Regions from separate parts of the Homo sapiens genome. Here region 1 is linked to region 2. The links are chromatin loops, found by intact Hi-C in ENCODE. Cell type or tissue: heart right ventricle. All regions are shown on one strand.

Region 1 (5,000 bases), 87 kb before region 2:
GGCCTGTCCTCTGCTGGGATGGCCCAGGGTGCTGACTGTGAAGAGGAGACAGTGCTCTGGGTGAGTGGACACACACTGTCCTTCGTCTTTGCTGAAGGTATTTTATGCACAGTGGCAGTGCCCAGAGTGGGGGATTCCCTATCGTTCCCACTGTTTCCTTTTTTGTTTGTTTGTTTGTTTTGTTTTTGAGATAGAGTCTAGCTCTGTCGCCCAGGCTGGAGCTCATTGCAAGCTCTGCCTCCCGGGTTCACGCCATTCTCCTGCCCCAGCCTCCCGAGTAGCTGGGACTACAGGTGCCCGCCACCACACCTGGCTAACTTTTTGCATTTTTTAGTAGAGACGGGGTTTTCACCGTGTTAGCCAGGATGGTCTCGATCTCCTGACCTCGTGATCCATCCACCTCGGCCTCCCAAAGTGCTGGGATTACAGGCGTGAGCCACCATACCCGACCCCAACTGTTTTCATCATCTCTTCTGTTGAGTTCAATTTCTTGATGCAGTGAATCACTGTGTGAACACTTAAACACTCAAGTAACAATGTGCATAATAGATGTGACAACAGAGAAATTCTCGATTGGGTGGCTGGGCATAGAAGTGGTAGGGTAAGGAAAGACTTGAGCATCTCAAAAGCAAATCCTCTTACTGGGAATTGGTGGCCAGGCTTTCTGGTTGACACCTGGGACCAGGTCTCCAAGGCAGAACCACGCAGATGGAGTGAAGGCAAACAGTCTCCTTCCTGCTTCCTCCCCAGTGTGGTGGTGTTCAGAGCTTTGGATATGAGCTGTATGTAAATCACTTACGGAAGTTCCACAGCTGGGCTCAGTGATCAAACCTCTTATTTCCAGCCCTACACGTTTTGCACCTTTTTCTTTATTCCCTGGGAATTCCACTGGAAAGTGGAAGATATTTATTCAGGCATAGGTAGCAAGTTTCATTCATAACCTGGAAATCTCCTTGTGTATACTTTATCTTCTTATATGGTGTGTACTTTTGTAAACTGTTTCAAATACTTTATTAAATAAAGTATGTTACATGTGAAAAAAATAATTAAAACTAAACACGTTAAGTCTCTGAAAACTAAGCCTCTAGTACTTGATAAAGCCAGAAGCAATTTTCCAGAACACTTGACCATATCTATGCCTTATAATTTTCGTGTAATACAAGCTCTGCTGAATTCCATTAAATGTTTCCATTGGGTAGATTATCAAAGGTTGCCTTTTGCTTGGCTTGTCAACAGATTACTTTACCTGAGCATATCTTCCTCGAGGCATGTTCTGAAGGAAGACAGGCAATTGCAGTCCTTGGTAACTCACATTCAAGGTCACTCAGCAAACTGGCAGGCAGGGATTGCAATGCTGAGTTCATCATTCTCATAACTATGCTGATCTACAGAGAGGTAGGGAATGTGTCTCTTTCAAAGATTGACCAAAGAACAGTAAATGGACCTCTCTGCAGAGATTGTATCAGGCAAAATGCATCAGTGGAAGGATCCTGAGCCAGCTGCTCAACAGTGAGGGCCCTACACATTCACTGGCCTCTTCAATGGTGGAGAACTCATCCCCGCGTCTCTTTCTACAGAAAACACTGAACACATCTGCCACGTGCAGTGGGTTCCCGCTCTGCAAAGGCTCTGGGCTACTGACATCAAAGGGAACCTGAAACCACAACACTGGCATTTGAAAAAGAAAATGCTGAAGCTGAAATGGCCTTTCTCTTCCAGCTTTTGCTTTGGAATTCACCAAAGCCAGACCCAAGGAATGTGATGACATTCTAAAAGCCTGTGATTAATTCATGCTGGTCCCCAAGCCTTGCCCCTCAGTGCCACATGGTGAAGCAGTTACCACCACCTGGTTTTCTTCCACAGCCAGACAGCACTTCCAAGATTTCCAGTCATCACTTGGACAGAGATAGGCTTGAGTGTGCAGATTTCTCTAGTGCTGTGTTATACAGATCTTTCTCCTCCACACCCTCACTGAGATTCCCTTGCTAAATACCCCTGCCTGCAGATAGATGATTTACACACATCATTGATTGCTTTTTTTTTCAATGACTTGTTCTATTTGGGATATTTAGCTCCCTGTTCCATGTTTTTGTACAAGTAGGAGGCTAAGGTAGCAGGAAATGGAAGTTCCCCAGAGAAGTCACAGTGATAAATGAGGCCATGCAAGGCTATTTATATACAGGAAACAATAGAAGCAAAAAAATGAGGCAACTCCTCAAACTTTTCAAGTTGTTTTAAATCAATAGTGCTGGGATTTGGAGGGTTTATTTGTTTTGTTTTGTTTTTGGTTTTGGTTTTGTTTTTGGTTGGGTTTTGGTTTTGGTTGGGTTTTGGTTTTTTGGCCAAACGCAAAGTTTTGAAAAATATAAATTATTTCCTTTGGCTTAAAAAGAATTAGTATATATGAGAAAAACTGTATTGTAATTATTCAAAGCATATGTATATGTGTGTGTATACACCGCTGTCACACACACACACAGACACACATATATTTGAATGTGAGTTTTTATGCTGCCTAGATCAGAATATTACAGGATTTTAATTAAAATCCAGAAAATAAAAATGCATCAGCCAATGCCACAGTGAGGAAATGCTCTAAAAAAGCAGAAGGCACACACCAACTGTTCTCTAGGGAGGAGGACAGTGTTGCTGGGATCACGCAGTTCTGGATGGCTCTGTGTGGCCTTGGTGGTCTGCAAGATAAGAAGTTGAGCCTGACATGATGGTTGTCTACTAATGACCTCAGCCCCTCAACCTCTGAGGCTTGGCCAGGATACTGAGAAACTGAAGGTCAAAGAGCTCAGTGGGAGAGAAGCCTTGACCTGGTTTCACTGTAACACGGCAAGATCATTTCTAGTCTGAGCCTACAGCAAACTTCAGGTTTTCCCGGAGGACACTCAGTCTGCTCCATGCCAACAGGAGTGGAGTAGCATTCTTTTTTTTTTTTTTTTTTGAGATGGAGTACAATAGCATGACCTTGGCTCACTGCCACCTCCACCTTCTGGGTTCAAGTGATTCTCCTGTCTCAGCCTCCAGAGTAGCTGGGATCACAGGTGCCCACCACCACACCCAGCTAATTTTTTGTATTTTTAGTAGAGAGAGGGTTTCACCATGTTGGCCAGGCTGGTCTCGAATGTCTAACCTCAGGTGATCCACCTGCCTCGGCCTCCCAAAGTGCTAGGATTACAGGCCTGAGCCACTGTGCCCAGCCTGGAGTAGCGTTCTTTCAGCATTCTGGCTGCAGGAAGGATCCAGGGCTCTAGGACTGAGCCTCATCCAACTGTGTACGTTTCAGGTCATTGGTGAGGAGTGCAGCGTTGTTATGAACTGCAAATACAATTGCCAAAAAATAGATATGTCACCCCAAGTTGCAACAAAAGGCATCAGGCCCAGGACTCGCTCTTCTTGATCAAGAAGTGCTGATAAATAAAGAGGCTTCATCTGAGTAACTCTGAAGAATATCCTGGAATTGGTTACCCACAGGCTTTCACCACAGTTTAGGTTCTAGATGTAACATGGCCCACGTATTTCAACAGAGTTCAATATGACTACCTGAATTAATATAGCCCAGAGCCAAATTGAGATCTTGCTAGAGCCTTTGAGTTGCCTTTTTAACTGGGTCTGTCTGCTGCAGGTCCCCAGAATTTCTTCTGCTTTCCTCTTGGATTCCTGAAAACAATAGAGATGGTCTATGTGAAGGCCCACCTGGGGCAAGCCCAGGTTCCAGGTACCATCTAAATCGCGCCAGAGAAAGGATGAGACACGGTGAACTGGTCGAGCTTCTCTCTAGTTTCTGGACATAGAGGCCAGGGAGACCGTCTGGATGTCACCGTGGAGCTGGGAAGGCCTCTGAAGGGCGATTCTTTGAGCAATGGCTGAGCCGCCTCACCTGCCTCTCATGCCTCTCCTCGCTCTGATTAGCATCCTTCCACACTGACCCACCCTCACCAAGCTTTAGCAGGGCTTCCTGGCCGCCATGTCCTCTGGACTCTTTCCAGTCCTCCTGGTGGATGCCTCCCTCTTCCTGCACCCTCTTCTGTGATGCACAGCTGCTCATTCTCCTCCTTCCTTCTCTCCCCCGTGGGCTTCTCTTCCTCCGCCTGCCTACTAAGTCTCAGCATCTCTCTGGTCTGTCCTCAAAGCTCTTTCTGTCTCCTTCACCCTTTGCTCAAATGGCACCACACACTCTCACTCCCCAGATGCTCTGAGGACTCCTGAGTCCGTATCCTCAAGATAAATGTAAACCTCTTCCTCTCGATGGGCATTCCCAGCTGTGTATTTCAAATGGATGAATTTTATGGTGTGTGCATTGTATCTTTATTTTTCTAATAGCTTCAGGAGTACAAGTGGTTTCCAGCTACAAGGATGAACTGTATAGTGGTGAAGTCTGAAATTTTAGCACACCCATCACCCAAGCAGTGTCCATTATACCCAATATGTAGTTCTTTTAATCCCTTACACCTCTTCAAACCCTCCCCACTTGTGAGTCTCCGGTGTCCAACATATCACTCTCCATGCTTTTGTGTACCCATATATCAGCTCCCACTTATAAGTGAGAACACATGGTATTTGGTTTTCCATTCCTAAGTTACTTAACTTGGAATAATGGCCTCCAATTCCATCCAAGTTACTGTAAAATACATTTTTTTATGGAAGAGTAGTAGTGAATTGTATCTTAATAAAGATATTAAAAAAGAAAAACTGCATGTCAGCCCATTGATATGCTAACCTACCACACACTCAGATTAGCCTCTCCATCCTCTGGCCAGAGTTTCAGCTCTAACTCTCCTCCCATTGCAGCACACTGCATTTCAAATACAGCAATTCATGACCACATTTAAAACAGTTAAATGTTTATACATGGTTCATACATGCTATTTCCCATCTCTGCAACACCTCTCCCCCCAATCCCTTGGTTTTCTGATGAATGCCCACTTATTCCCTACTCCCCCAATGGCAGGTGGCATTTGATCCCGCCTTCCTCTGCACATGGGTCCATT
Region 2 (5,000 bases):
CCAGCAGGGTTGGTTCCCAGTAAGACTTCTCTCCTCGGCTTGTAGACAGTTGCCTATGTGCTATGTGTTCACATGGCAGAGTGAGCAAGCTCTCTGGTGTCTCTTCATATAAGGACACTAACCCCATCATGAGGATCCACCCTCAAGTCCTTCACCTAAATCTAATCACCTCCCCAAAGGCCTCATCTCCAAATACTATCACACTAGGGGTAAGAACTTCACATATGAATTGGGGGAACACAATTCCGTCCACAGCACAGAGGTAACCACTACTATTCTGACTTTCTACAAAAAGACACTGGGATTCTAACAGGCCAAGTTCCCCAGGGCCTGTCAGGACTTGCCCAGAGTCACCAGCAAGTATGGGACAGAATTGGAACTCAAATTCAGGATTTGTTTCTACAGAGAAATGGCAAAGAAACCTTTAGAATCCCAAGAAAAAGCAATTAATTTTCAAGGAGGCAGAAGTACTGCGACATACTGAGGCAGAGCCTCTCATCCTGACCTTGAAAGATGCGAGAGGTTCCCCAGGCAGAGAGGAAGAAAAAGGAGGAACTGGAGCATCAACCAAGCAGCTTGCAGGAACCAGTACTGGGGAAGCAATGAGGGCTGGGAGGGTGAGCACAGACAGAGAGATGGGGTCAGGGCAGGAAACGTGGGTAAAGGCCAGGGTCAGAACCTGGGCTGCAACCTTGGGCAGCTGGGAGTCAGCCAAAGATGGTAAGTGGGGCTGGGGTGATTAAATTCATACCCACCAAAGTCATTATTCCAGCAGAGGGAGAAGAAGGAGATGCTGGGAAAGAGGAGAGACCAGCCGGGAAGATGTAACAATAGCCCCATGGTAATAATGGGCCTCTGAGTTCTGAAACAGCCAACAGAGGAGAATGACAAGGAGGGGCAATGATGATCCAAGGAGGTGGCAGATCCTCAGGAAACACAGGGTAGGCTCATGGTGATAAAGTGTGCCAGGTGATGTGGACCTTAGAGGAGAAACGCCCAGGGCAGAGGGTGCTGACTTAGGGGCTACAGGACAGTGCCATGGACTGTTTGTCCCCCCAGAATCCATATGTTGAAACCTAACTCGTGGTGTGATGGTATTTGCAGATGGGATCTTTGAGAAGTAATTAGGTTTAAATGAGATCATGACAGTGGCAACCTGTGATGAGATGAGTGACCTGAGAGATCCCAGAGAGCTCTCTCATGCTTTTCCTGCCATATGAGGCCACAGTGAGAAGGTGCTGTCTATGAATGTGGAAGCAGGCTCTCACCAGGCACTAAACTGCTGGTGCCTTGGTCTGGAACTTCTCAGCCCCCAGAACTGTGAGAAACAAATCCTGTTCATCAAAGATGCTTCATGACATCATTTAGGGGAAAGAGTCAATCCTGTTTCTTAAAGAGGACTAAACAGTGTCCACCTGTTAATTCAGAAAGCCATGGCACTAGCAGTGCTGTAGCAATGGCCTGGGGCGTCTCTCGCCTCAGAGGCAATCCAGATCTGCTGGGGCTTTTTAAGGGAGCAAGTCCTGGCTCTGTGGGGCTCGCCTTGAGCTTAGTTCCTTAAAATTGCAAAGTCACCATGGAGTCAGATTAGAATGGAGCCCATGTCACATATTGAGGGAAATATTTTCATGCTTTTTCTCTCATTAAAAGCAATCTACTAAACTTGCAGGTGACTTTGTCTTTAAGCACACCACTCCTGTGAAGGAGAGACATGGTCTCTTCATTTTATACCCTGTTGGCAGCCCTGATAGGAGAGTCAATGATTTTTCCTCACTTAACCAGAACCACAGAGGGTTTTCTGATGTGTCTGTCGTATCCACCCAGCTAGGGTTCTCCTATATTGTGCTTATGAAATGGATTTCTGGAATCTAATTTTAGAATCTTCCATTTACTCCTGCAAGCTTCACCTTGTTGATCTCAGCTCAATTTACTATTTTTCACATTTATTTCCACTCATGATTTTGTTTTCTATTTCATATGCGCTTTTATATTTGTTACTAGAATGTTAGGTAAGTATGTCTTCCATGATGCCATTCAACCCATTGATTAAAATGTTGAAGAGAATAGGTTCAATGACAGAGCTCTGTGGCCATCCACTAGAGATCACCCCAGCTTGAGAAACAGTCAATGTTTAACATTCTTAGACATAATTCTGTTCTAACCAACTAGAGCCAAACTAAAAATCTAGTAGACCAGGAATAATTTGAAAGAGCCTCAGAAGGCTGGGCCTGCAAGCTCCCACCTCCATCCCAGTGTTTCCATTCCTGGCACTGAAGCCCCTGGGATCTCATCCTTAGGTTTCAGATCCACCGCCCTAGGCCAGCCGCTCACCCTGCTGATCCAGAGCTGGCTCCAAATCAGCGCAGCCCATGGGCCCAGCGCGCCAAAGTCCTGACCAGCCCCTGCCAGGCACAGCTTTCCAAAACAGGCGTTTTTGTCACTGTTGTTGCTTTTAATCTTGCTGTAAAGAGGCACATAATTTCTTGCCAGTTCCTACTGGCAGCCTCTTAGGAAAATCACTGTGTGTGTGTGTGTGTGTGTGTGTGTGTGTGTGTGTGTGTGTGTGTGTGTGTGTGTGTGTAAAGTGTGTGAAGACAGAAGGCCTAAATTCCCCCACTACCCAGGGCTCCTCCCATCCTTCTTTTCATAGCTAATTTCGTTAAGTGTTTAAACAATGTAAATCCGGCAGCCCTCCTTCATTAAAGCTGTGAGATTGAGGGCAGCTGCCGCCTAGCTATGGGCCCTCCCAGCCAGCCTCGGAGCCGAAGCGTCCACCAGCTTTCCCGAAATAGCGAAGCTCTTCCTTCCCTGCCTCCCCTGGAATGACCCCGGGGGAAGGATACTCCATTTCCTACGCCCAGATTACTTTATTTATGACCATCCAATGAGTCCATATTTGGAGAAAAAAATATCACCACCATGTGGAATGAAATCATGCAGCTGTAAATAACTGATGTAAGTGTTTAAATTAAAAGGAGCTCACGATAAGATTGTGTATGTATGGAACTAGGTATAGATGGGGAGTATGTGAACTGGACTCCATTCTGTGACAAGCAGGGTGACCCAGGACAGGACAAGTGGGGCTCTGACAACTTCAGGGGCCTTATGGCTGAGGAGCTGTTCAACATCATTCTTGGTCAGATTCTGCAAACCTGGATGAGGACAGCCAAGGAGTTCAGCTCCTTAAAAATACAAAGTCACCGCCGAATCACATTAGAATGGAGCCCATGCCACATATTGAAGGAAACATTTTCATGCTTTTTCTCCATTATCTACTTATTAAAAATAATTTATTAACCTTGCAGGTGACTTTGTCTTTAAGCACACCACTCCTGTCAAGGAGAGCCTTGTGGTCTCATTTTAGACCCTGTTGGCAGCCCTGGTAAAAGAGTCAATAATTTTTCCTCATAGGTACACATAAACACATTCTAGAGAAGTCTTGTGAAAACCTAATCAAATTTGCAACACATCAGCATGTTTAGTATTTAAGATACTTTGTACAGTGAAGAATCACCTTATAAACCAATAATTATCCTGTGATCCTGCAATATTGCTTAAAATGAAACCTGCCTACCTGGGTTTCAAAGCTTATATTTCCAGAACAGTTTAGACTTCACAATGAAGATCACTCCTTCTAAAACATGACCCTTCCAGGGCAAGCCATTCTCACTCCACCATGAAGCACTTATGCCTGAAATCCAAATGGAGAGTAAGAGTCAGTGAAAGTCACTCTCCTTCTGTTGGAAATGGAAATTACTCCAGAGATACTAGATTTTGGTTCCACCATTGGCTGAGGCTCAACAATTGCCAGCTGGATGATGAACCAATGCTTGGGAGTCAGGAGATGGTATATTCACAACTGACCAAAGCCTGGCTTCTTTTCTTTTCTCTTGAATGCATGTCAGTGGCCTCCCTGGGCTCGCCGTCTATGCCACCCTGCAGGGGCACATGTGCGTTGCAGGCTCTCAGTCAATATTTTATGATAACAATAGCCATCATTGTGAGGATCCCCCAACAGCACTGGGTGTTTTATGACACAACCAAAAACTAGGCACTAATGCAAATTTTAACTGGTAATTGGGAAGTGTGTTAAGATGTTTTTATGATCAATTTGTAGATCAATATTCTAAGTATATTTGGAAAAATACATTATCCATTTGTGCAATACAAATACGTGACATGGTTTGAATCCTCTACTCCCTTATTGGTTGTTGTCCACGTGATTTCTTGCAACACAAGTTTGTTAACATTACTACAACAACAGTGCTTCCCTTATTTTCTTTTGTATTGCTAAAACTTTTGTTAATTACATTTGATGCTTTTTTTTAATCACCATAGAAGTGTGCAAAATTGTCATTCTTTCATTGTGGATTTTTTCTTTTAGCTGTTTTGGCCTTGAGTTCCACCTTGTCTCCTGTTCATATTCACACTCCTGTCTCTTTTTGTTGGGATTCATTCACTATATCATTGCCCATTGCCTTATTTTTAATATTTTTGGATTAACTGGGTACACTAACGCAGTATTTAGATTTTACTCTTAACCAAATGTGAGTCTGTGATTCAAAATAAGAGTTCATCCTGATCATTTTATTAACATGATTTATATGCTTAATTTTATTTCTGCTATTTTGTTTTATGGTCATTTTTAATACACCTTTTATATTGAGGTTACTTTTTTAACCTGACTTTTCCCTTGTGATTTGGAACTCACATCTACTATTTTCATTCTGTTAGTAATGACATTTAATAAGTATGCACTGGAATCTACTTTCTCTAATTTTCATTATCAAAAATAGGCCTGGCATAGTGGCTCACACTTGCAATCCCAGTGCTTTGGGAGGCTGAGGTAGGAGGATCACTTGAGCCCAGGAGTTCAAAGTTACAGTAAGCTGTGATTGCACCACTGCACTTCAGTTTGGGCAACAGAGCAAGACCCCTCTTCAGGAAAAAAAAAAAAAAAGACAATATAAATTGATCCTTCTCTGTGTGATATGAGGAAT

The links. A loop is a pair of places that touch in the nucleus more often than their neighbours do. Peaks named below come from ENCODE experiments on the same cell type or tissue, not always from the same donor. Only the 100,000 strongest peaks of a DNase experiment are listed, where the experiment ranks them.
Region 1: it touches region 2 in a loop (2.4-fold over the local background); 3 of 110 quality-filtered maps call a loop at or near these places.

The regions. Positions count from the first base shown.
Region 1 is chr10:43,995,361-44,000,360 of GRCh38, reverse strand. No RefSeq gene overlaps it. Among named protein-coding and RNA genes, the nearest start is that of LINC02659, 85 kb to the right of the region's middle. In heart right ventricle, no CTCF peak of the experiment used is centred here; no DNase peak of the experiment used is centred here; H3K27ac peaks cover 2,014 bases.
Region 2 is chr10:43,908,234-43,913,233 of GRCh38, reverse strand. It overlaps LINC02659 (long intergenic non-protein coding RNA 2659), which reads left to right and starts at 865. Exons shown (of 3, transcript NR_184145.1): 1 at 865-941. It overlaps LINC00841 (long intergenic non-protein coding RNA 841), which reads right to left and starts at 3,938. Exons shown (of 5, transcript NR_136147.1): 1 at 3,865-3,938; 2 at 3,575-3,691. In heart right ventricle, a CTCF peak has its summit at 2,749; DNase peaks (open chromatin) are centred at 2,549 and 2,759; H3K27ac peaks cover 4,255 bases.